Linked DNA regions of Homo sapiens: region 1 is linked to region 2. A link is a contact called in ENCODE Hi-C or POLR2A ChIA-PET data. All regions are on one chromosome and are shown on one strand. The core of a region is the stretch at or near the end of the contact, and the rest is flanking DNA. Distances in the headings are between cores, read along the strand shown. Region 1 overlaps WDR35 (WD repeat domain 35). Region 2 holds the start of LAPTM4A (lysosomal protein transmembrane 4 alpha).

Region 1 (4,006 bases), core at 171-2,670, 120 kb after region 2:
GTTAATAGATAAGTATAGAATTACGGTAATTCAGTTTTCCCTATTGTGAATTTGAGCGGCTATCTCTGTAATAATGGTATTTTCACTCACCCTTATTTTCAATCCTATGGGTTTTCTTGAGTAGGAAAGAAACTGAAATTACTTAGAACCCTGGGTATAGGGAAGAGTGTATACTCCGTTAGTGTTGTCTGTTAGATGTGTCTGATGATGCCGATAAACATTTTGCTGTAGGGTATCCAGAATAGTAATATTCCTGAGTAAATGCTAAGTAATTATAACTATAATGATAATTAAATAACTAAAATAGTAAAAATTTTAGTATTATAAATTTTAAATAGAGTTATAGAAGAATTTTTAATAATATGGGAAGGTGTACATAATATTTAAGTAGGAAATACAGGATACAAAATTGTGTATTGTGTGATTGTGTACAACACAAACATATACATATATATTCAAAGGACAAAGATGTTAAGAAATTGCACCAGAGTATTGAGAGAGGTTTCTTATGAATGATAAGATTATGAGTAATTTCACTTTTTCATGTTTTGTAATTTTTTTTACAGATAGAATGTATTCCCTTATAATCAGAAAAATATAAGCATTGTTTTAAAAGTTGGATATAAAATATACTTTCATACTTCCAAACATATTGTAGAAGGGTTGGGGAGGGAAAACCTCTGGCTAATTAGATATTCTGAAAGAAAAAAAATGATGTTCTGAAAATGGCCAGTGCAGCTGAACAAGTAGGATTTTTTTTTGTGGTGGTGGTGGTGGTGGTGGTGGTGGTGGTGGTGGTGGTGGTGGTGGTTCTTCCTCGCTGCCACCACTTTCCAAGAGAGCTCTGTTTTGGGTCTAGCTTCCTGAACTGATTAATGGCAGACTTCTCTAGGACATTTCTTTATAGAGGTATTTGAGGGCTCTGTGAATGTGAGATTTCCCTTAAGTCTCTAGTTAATAATTAGCACTGAGTATACCACCAATTGATATAAAGGCTTTTTTCACCCACTGGTGGGGGATTTGTTTTGGAGCTTGACATTTCTGTATACTAGCTACTGAACTGAGATAAGAAAGGAGTGCAGTGTCTTCAGGGCCTCGTTAAAAATCAGATCCACAGCCTGAGCCAGTGAAGCTCTGGATTTATAGAAGTGATGCCTTAGCATCCATTCTCATTTGTACCCTCTGCCCTTGCGTCTGTTTACAAGAAAAATCTGTAACTACCAGTAAATTTAATACTCATACGTCCCTACGGAGTTTTGTTAAATTAAAATATAAGTAATTTCCTTGGTCTGTGAAATCTGATAGTATTGTTTTGTTTGTACAGGAAATAGCACAAATGTTTGTCAGAGTTGGAATGTGTGAACAAGCAGTGACTGCATTTTTGAAATGTAGTCAACCAAAGGCAGCAGTAGATACCTGCGTACATCTCAACCAAGTAGGAACTGAAACTTTCTGTCTGTGCAGCTTATTGTCTTAGGAATTTTTAAGTCAAAGCAAGGTTAAAGTCACCCTAGTGATCTTTTAAAGATTATTGCCAATGTAAGGGTTGGAGAGCCTGACGTGAATTTTATGAAAGGAGCCAGGCGGGTATTCTCTTAATTGAGGATGAAGAAAGTTGCACTTACCTCTTAAAGTGCTACCATGAGGGGTGACCCACTTATAACCAGCTCAGTATGGGAGCATGAACAAACCTTGTGCTTTTAGTCTGGCAAGTTTTTGTCTGGAAGTAATTTCATAATTTTCTGCATTTTGTTAGGGTTGGGTTTTGTTTCCAAAGAAGGACCAGTTAATGGTTGGTCATTGCCTGAGGAAGGAATTGAGTTACTTTATCAATATTTATTTTGGCAAATCTGTTTTCCTTTTCCTTTATAGAAAACATACATTTGATATTTTTAAGAGCTGAAATTAAACTAAAAGTACAGCGTTATTATAGAAACTATTGACTATTAATGTATTCTTTTAATATTTTTCTTATTTTTTAAAACCCCTTTTGCTTTATAAAAATAATTTTTAAATGTCAAATCTGATAGGACATTTTCACAACTGAAATTGCATATTTTGTTTTACTATAACATATAAACAAGTGTATCTTTCTTGCTTGAAGTTTTGTAAGATTAGAATTACAAGATTAATATGATTATAAACTTTGAAACTTTCATTTTCACATGTATTTCTTAAGCAAATCAGAGTCTTAGAGATCATTTAATCATTTTGACTTATGCTTATAGGACTTATGTTGCTGTGATTTTAAATGCTATTTTTAAAACATACCAGTTTTTAATTTTGAAATAGTGTTTTTACTATAAACTTAAAGCTTTCTTGTGTGAATTTTATGATATATGTGACTGTAAATACTTGGGTGACTGAATGGTGTAATTTTTCTCCTAGTGGAACAAAGCTGTTGAATTGGCTAAAAATCATAGTATGAAAGAAATTGGATCTCTGTTAGCTAGGTATGCATCTCATTTACTGGAAAAGAATAAAACTCTTGATGCCATAGAACTCTATCGGAAAGCCAATTACTTTTTTGATGCAGCTAAACTGATGTTTAAGGTAATGTAAAAATCTTGGTGAATAGTTGATTTGTTCCAGTCACAATATTTTAATATATGAAAGAGCATATTCTCCATTTTCTTTGGAAACAAATATTTATTACAGCAAAACCACTCTGGTTTTATTGCTTCTGTATACATTATTTTAGTATTATTGCCTTTTACCAACAAAGATGTTTATTAATATTAGCAACTTACTAATACCTAAACAATTGTATGTTGAATACTGGAGTTAACAAAGAGTTAAAGAAATTACTGAGACTGCAAAGTACAAATTTCTACAACAGGGAATTAAATTTTGTTGATAATAGAGTTTTAAGTTCTTTTAAATGTACAAGTTTTAAATATTACGCTTTACATAATATTTATTTGGAGGGAAGATAATTAGTACAGTATTAATGTATACACATTTTACCTTCTATTCTATTCCCATTTGATTTAATGAAAAAGGAAAAATATCTCTTAAAATCATTTAAATAAGTTTCAGCTTCTGAAGGATGCACCATGTTAACACTATCATATCTTTGTGTACTTGGAACATTATTTTAAAAATCTCTGTATTATGGAAAATACCAGCATTTCATCAATACTTTCTTTATTCTGATTTAGTTATCTAACAGCACCTCTCATTTTCTAAGAGTGATCTGAATTCCAACTCCTAGGGCTAAATACTAAGGAAAGAACTAAATACGAATAGGTACTAATGAAAAGAAGATAGGTTTTAAAATATTTATCTTAAATAGGTGATATTTATATTCCATCTTACTGATTTTCCTCCTTTTTTAGGGAATCAAATTTGTTAGTTTTGGAAATGATTGTATTTGTACAAATATAGATAAGAAGTAACTTCCCTCAATTTTGAAAAATGTTTAAGATTGCAGATGAAGAGGCAAAGAAAGGAAGTAAACCTTTACGTGTCAAGAAGCTCTATGTACTGTCAGCCTTACTTATAGAGCAATACCATGAACAGATGAAGAATGCCCAGCGAGGAAAAGTTAAAGGAAAAAGTTCAGAGGTAAAGTAGCACGTTAAATAACATTACATCATTGGAAGTGTTTAAGAAAAAAAAAAAAAGAAACTATTAAACTTCTTTTATGGATAGGTCATTTAATTTGCATGTCTGCATTTGTTTCCTTAAATGATATGAAGAAAAAGAATGACTGATTTAGAATTAGTATTCAAATTCAGAAATTTCTACCTAGAAATATTGAAATTGTTTTTCTGTAATACTAATCTGTAGTCTTTGCTTTAATGTCTTATTTGTTAAAAAATTTTACTTACCTGGGAAATCTTCCTTTCTAATCAGTGAGTTTTAAAACTTTCCTAGATATATTGTTGTAATGCGTAAATGAATGTCTGATTAACTTAGAATCTAATTAGTTATATTTTAAAATTTATTCATACCAGTTTAACAAACTATGAATTATAATAAAAAATTAAATCTGTTTTGGGTG
Region 2 (4,375 bases), core at 1,384-3,883:
AGCATTTTCACTGAACACCCTCCCACTAACGACCTCCACTTGGCAACCTGCATTTAACCCAAAACTCAGGGCCCTAATCCCCTGTATGGCCCATGTTCCAATGGATGGGCCGGTGGGTGGGGGTGGGGGTTTAAGATGTTTATCATAGACACAGAACAAATCTCCAGGTTGGCCACTCCCAGATTCCCTAGCTCAGAGCACACATTCAGGTGCATCTACCATACAGGGTCATTCTCAGGGTATGCTTACATTATTGCTATCAGATGCGTTTATGTTGCAGGTCTCTAATGATTTACACCTCCCTGGTTCCTTGCCTGGGGTAGTCCCAGTACAGGGAGAACAGCCCTTACGAGCTGATCTGATGCCATGTTAGGTACACCTGATTTTGAATTCATTTTGGCTTTTAGAGAAATCGGATAATTTCCCGATTTTTTTTTTTTCTTTTTTTTTTGAGACAGAGTTTTGCTCTTGTTGCCCAGGCTGGAGTGCAATGGCGAGATCTCGGCTCACCGCAACCTCCACCTCCCAGGTTCAAGTGATTCTCCTGCCTCAGCCTCCCAAGTAGCTGGGATTACAGGCATGTGCCACCACGCCCAGCTAATTTTTTGTATTTTTAGTAGAGACGGAGTTTCTCCGTGTTGGTCAGTCTGGTCTTGAACTCCTGACCTCAGGTGATCCGCCTGCTTCAGCCTCCCAAAGTGCTAGGATTACAGGCGTGAGCCACCGCGCCCGGCTCCCCTGATCTTATCTTTGTATTCTTTTTTATTGTATTGTATTTATTTCTGTCTGCCACATTTCATATCAAGACAGAATAACAGTGCTGCACATTAGGATCACCTAATTTTAAAATTGACATTTTAAAAATGTCAATGCCCAGGTCTCACCCATGACAGTTAAATCAGAAGGTCTGGAATAGTAAGCAGGCATCAGTGGTTAGTAAAGATCCTCAGGTGATGCCAATGTGCAGCAAAGTTTGGAAACTATTGGCACAACAGGTTTTAATCTCAGTTGTGACACTGGCCTTGCAATCTTGGATATGTAATTTAACTTCTCTGTAGAGTTAAATAACGTAAGAGTACCTATCTCAGTTAGTTGTAGGAATGAAATGATTGAAAATAAAGTGATTGGATCTGTGCCTAGAACAAAATAAGGGATACGAAATTGTGGGGCGGGGTTAAGATAATCTACTCCCTACATAAGTAGAGAAATGTCATAATTCATTCTGAGTTAGCCAGCCACACCCCATCCTTTAGCGTGGGCGGGCTTAACTACTGCTTCCCAGATGGTTTGAAAATAAGCTCCATGGACAACTCCTTCAGTGGTGAATAGTCTCTGCTCTCCTAAAATTTGTATTTTATTGGGGAGATAATCAACAAATACATACATAATTTCAGGCAGTGTTCAAAGAAGCCATGCCAAAGAAATAACCTTTACTCTGAATTCAGTGTGGTCTCTGGCTAAGAATATGCCCTGGCAGAAGGGAAGCCCTTTCTATTCTCTGAAAAGAAGTGTGTTTACCAAAGCATTAAATGATAAATACATTTTTTAACGGTGAAGTCACAGGTCTCACAGAAATACAAAATGAACACGTGTAAAAAATTTATTTACTCATTAACCCGGGGACCAGTAAGCTGTTAGAACCAGCTCTAAGCAGAATTTAAAGCACCCATCTATATTGTTGAATCAGGACTGGGGAATGAATTTACAAATCGATGCAAAATGGCTTTTCCCAAGGAAGGGTAAGATAACAATACGAGGGGTCTTACCGAGTTGTGCAGAGCACCACAAAGAAAAGCGGACAGCCCCTCTAGCAACAGAATGCCCGGGACGGTGTGCCAAACTATGGCTGTTTTTTCATTGAAGACATTCAGTAATTTTTTGTCCATTTCAATGTGTTTCATAATTTCTCCCTACAAAAAAAAATCACTCATCTCCAAAAACCCAGCAGCTAAGTAGTTCTTCTACATTATCTTGCTTTCATTTATCCTTAATCCTTTTGCCTTTGGCAGGGTTGGATGGTCTTTCTTCGCCCCCACCAAGGAGGCTTCGGAGGGAAAAGAGGGTGTAAATCCAATCCCTCCACTCCTCCAGGCACCCTCCCATTTCCGCCACAGGGGCGAGGATGGCTCAAGGCTGGGCTTGGCTCTGTCCCTTCCCCGCAGGCCCCGCCCCCAGCCCGCGCAATAATTGAGCTGCGCGCAAAGGTCACGTTATCAGCCTGTGACGCTTCCCATCCAGTACGTGGCACACATTGCTCAGAAAAGCCCCTTGTGCCCGCTTTCTGCCATCCGCGCTGTCTCGTGTCTCCCTTTTTCCATTAAATGCCTCTTTTCTTGCGGGTCTCATCTCGGGAATAGTGCACTACGGGGACATACCTATCCCCAACTATCCTAGGCCCGAGAACCAGCCCTTGCCTTCGCGTAACAGGCGGAGACTCGCTGAGGCGAGTTGCACTTCTAATTGGGCGTGAGGTCTTGTCAATCCCCAAGTTCTTCCAATCAGAAGTCCGGTCCATCCAGCCTTCCGCTCCCCATTGGCCTGTGTGGAGGAAGAGGGGTGGGTAAGCCGAAGTCGCTGCGCTCAGTGCGCAGGCGCGAAGAAGCTGGCAGGGGCACGAGCCGGGGGCGGGTTTGAAGACGCGTCGTTGGGTTTTGGAGGCCGTGAAACAGCCGTTTGAGTTTGGCTGCGGGTGGAGAACGTTTGTCAGGGGCCCGGCCAAGAAGGAGGCCCGCCTGTTACGATGGTGTCCATGAGTTTCAAGCGGAACCGCAGTGACCGGTTCTACAGCACCCGGTGCTGCGGCTGTTGCCATGTCCGCACCGGGACGATCATCCTGGGGACCTGGTACATGGTAAGGCGGGCAGGCGTGGCGCGTATGTCCGGGGGGCCTGGGGAGCGGGGCCTGGTGCGGAGGGGGTGAGACTGGAAACGGGGTGTTGGGTGGGGCGGGGACTTGGAGGGGCGCTGCTTTTTAAGGCGCGCCAACTCTGGATGAAGTCCAAGGACTTTGGGAAAGTAACCTTGTTCAGGAATCGGAGTCGGGGGAGCGGGGGGCGGTGGTAAGCATGGGGAGATTGTTCTTTGGCAAGAATTTGAGGAGAGAAGCGGGCTTGGGAGAGCAGAGGCTTTGCAGGCGAAGGGACGAGGGTGGTAGGATTTGGTGGGAATTCCTCTGTTTTGGTTCTTGTTGTATTTCTACGATCTGAAAGGCAGCATCTCCCTTCCTCCTATCCAGTGCTCCCTGGAATTTTTTCCTCTAATGAAATAATTAGGAGCGGACCTTGGTAAACGCAGTCTAGTTTCGACATTGGTCTTCCCGTTGGGAAAGCGAAAGATCCAGCGGTAACCCGGTTGTCCGCGTTTCTTGGACTTTGTTTTGTTTCATGCCTCTCTTGCATCTCCAGAATCGCTTGGGGGCGATAGCTTTTGCCTGAGTTGACGCCTGACCAGCTTTTGTCCTGGTGCAGCCTCCTCCCTGCGCAGTAGGTGCTTTTCGTAGCCGACCGGCTGTTTTTACAGAGACCTTTATTGAGAGCCCTCTCCATCCTGGCCACCTACCCCGGTATCTCCTGGGTTCCAAGATCTGTGTGATTCTGTCCTAACCAAGTTGACACTGTTGTTGCCTGGTGATTCACTAGTAATAAGTTTGTGATTTTTTCTTTTGTAATTCACCATTTATAGTATCCATGCACATTAAACCTAACTTGTCTATGACTTCCAAATATGGGATTCAGTTTAGGTAGTTTTAGGTTATTATGATTTTGCCGAAGCCGTGACAAACTTCCTACATGGTCGACTTGGCCACTTTAATGACTTCGCGAATGTGGTTGTGTGGGTGACGTTGGTGATACTGTGCAGTTTTTGATACTTAACTGCAAAAGAGGAAGAGAGTTATCCCAGACACAATCTGTTTTCTCTGTACTTGCTGCTTCTCCCCACTCATTGACTTGAAATCATTAGTAAGCATTTGGACAAACGCCAGATGAGAATCATCTTAAATGAGGCAGATACTGTTTCATGGCCCACCCCCGGGGGACTACCTGACTCCACATGACTGCTACCTGCCCTGTTGTTTTTTACCGTCTTGTTTCTGATGTACATTTAAAAAACAACACGAATGTGTAGGTTTGCTTGTGCTGAGTTTATTTTCATGTTTCCTGTACTTTTATATTCGGAAATACCGCCTTATTGACAGAACTATATCACATTTTCCCTCAGAGACTCTTTCGTTCTGTATTTTAACTGATTTGGAATACTAAACATAGAGTTAATGACCATCAGCTGCATTATGTTTCTAACTTCCTTTTATAGCTTCTCCATTTTGCTGAGGGGCTGGGTCTCATTTCTTTTGTTTGTCCTTAGCTCTGTCTTCTAT

What was found. A loop is a pair of places that touch in the nucleus more often than their neighbours do. ChIA-PET counts read pairs that join two places held with the same protein, here RNA polymerase II (POLR2A). Pooled maps may share reads with other maps.
Region 1: a pooled map shows a loop between it and region 2 (3-fold over the local background). The contact joins the enhancer-like site here to the promoter of LAPTM4A in region 2. A Hi-C loop is called at or near these places in 1 of 50 pooled maps. POLR2A ChIA-PET finds 5 or more read pairs at or near these places in 4 of 52 experiments (CD8-positive, alpha-beta T cell, Panc1, activated CD4-positive, alpha-beta T cell and 1 more).

Annotation. Positions count from the first base shown.
Region 1 is chr2:19,930,830-19,934,835 of GRCh38, reverse strand. It overlaps WDR35 (WD repeat domain 35), which reads left to right. Exons shown (of 27, transcript NM_020779.4): 22 at 1,325-1,435; 23 at 2,389-2,553; 24 at 3,427-3,567. Among named protein-coding and RNA genes, the nearest start is that of TTC32, 31 kb to the right of the region's middle. RefSeq lists an enhancer at 1,309-1,358. Within about 2 kb of position 1,420, at least 6 of the 41 ENCODE cell types and tissues checked have a DNase peak (open chromatin) inside an H3K27ac peak, as active enhancers do; they include Panc1, where a contact is called at or near this core.
Region 2 is chr2:20,049,886-20,054,260 of GRCh38, reverse strand. LAPTM4A (lysosomal protein transmembrane 4 alpha) reads left to right here and starts at 2,633. Exons shown (of 7, transcript NM_014713.5): 1 at 2,633-2,851. The coding sequence starts at 2,741. LAPTM4A-DT (LAPTM4A divergent transcript) reads right to left here and starts at 2,124. Exons shown (of 5, transcript NR_187142.1): 1 at 1,767-2,124. RefSeq lists enhancers at 2,623-2,822, 3,358-3,497.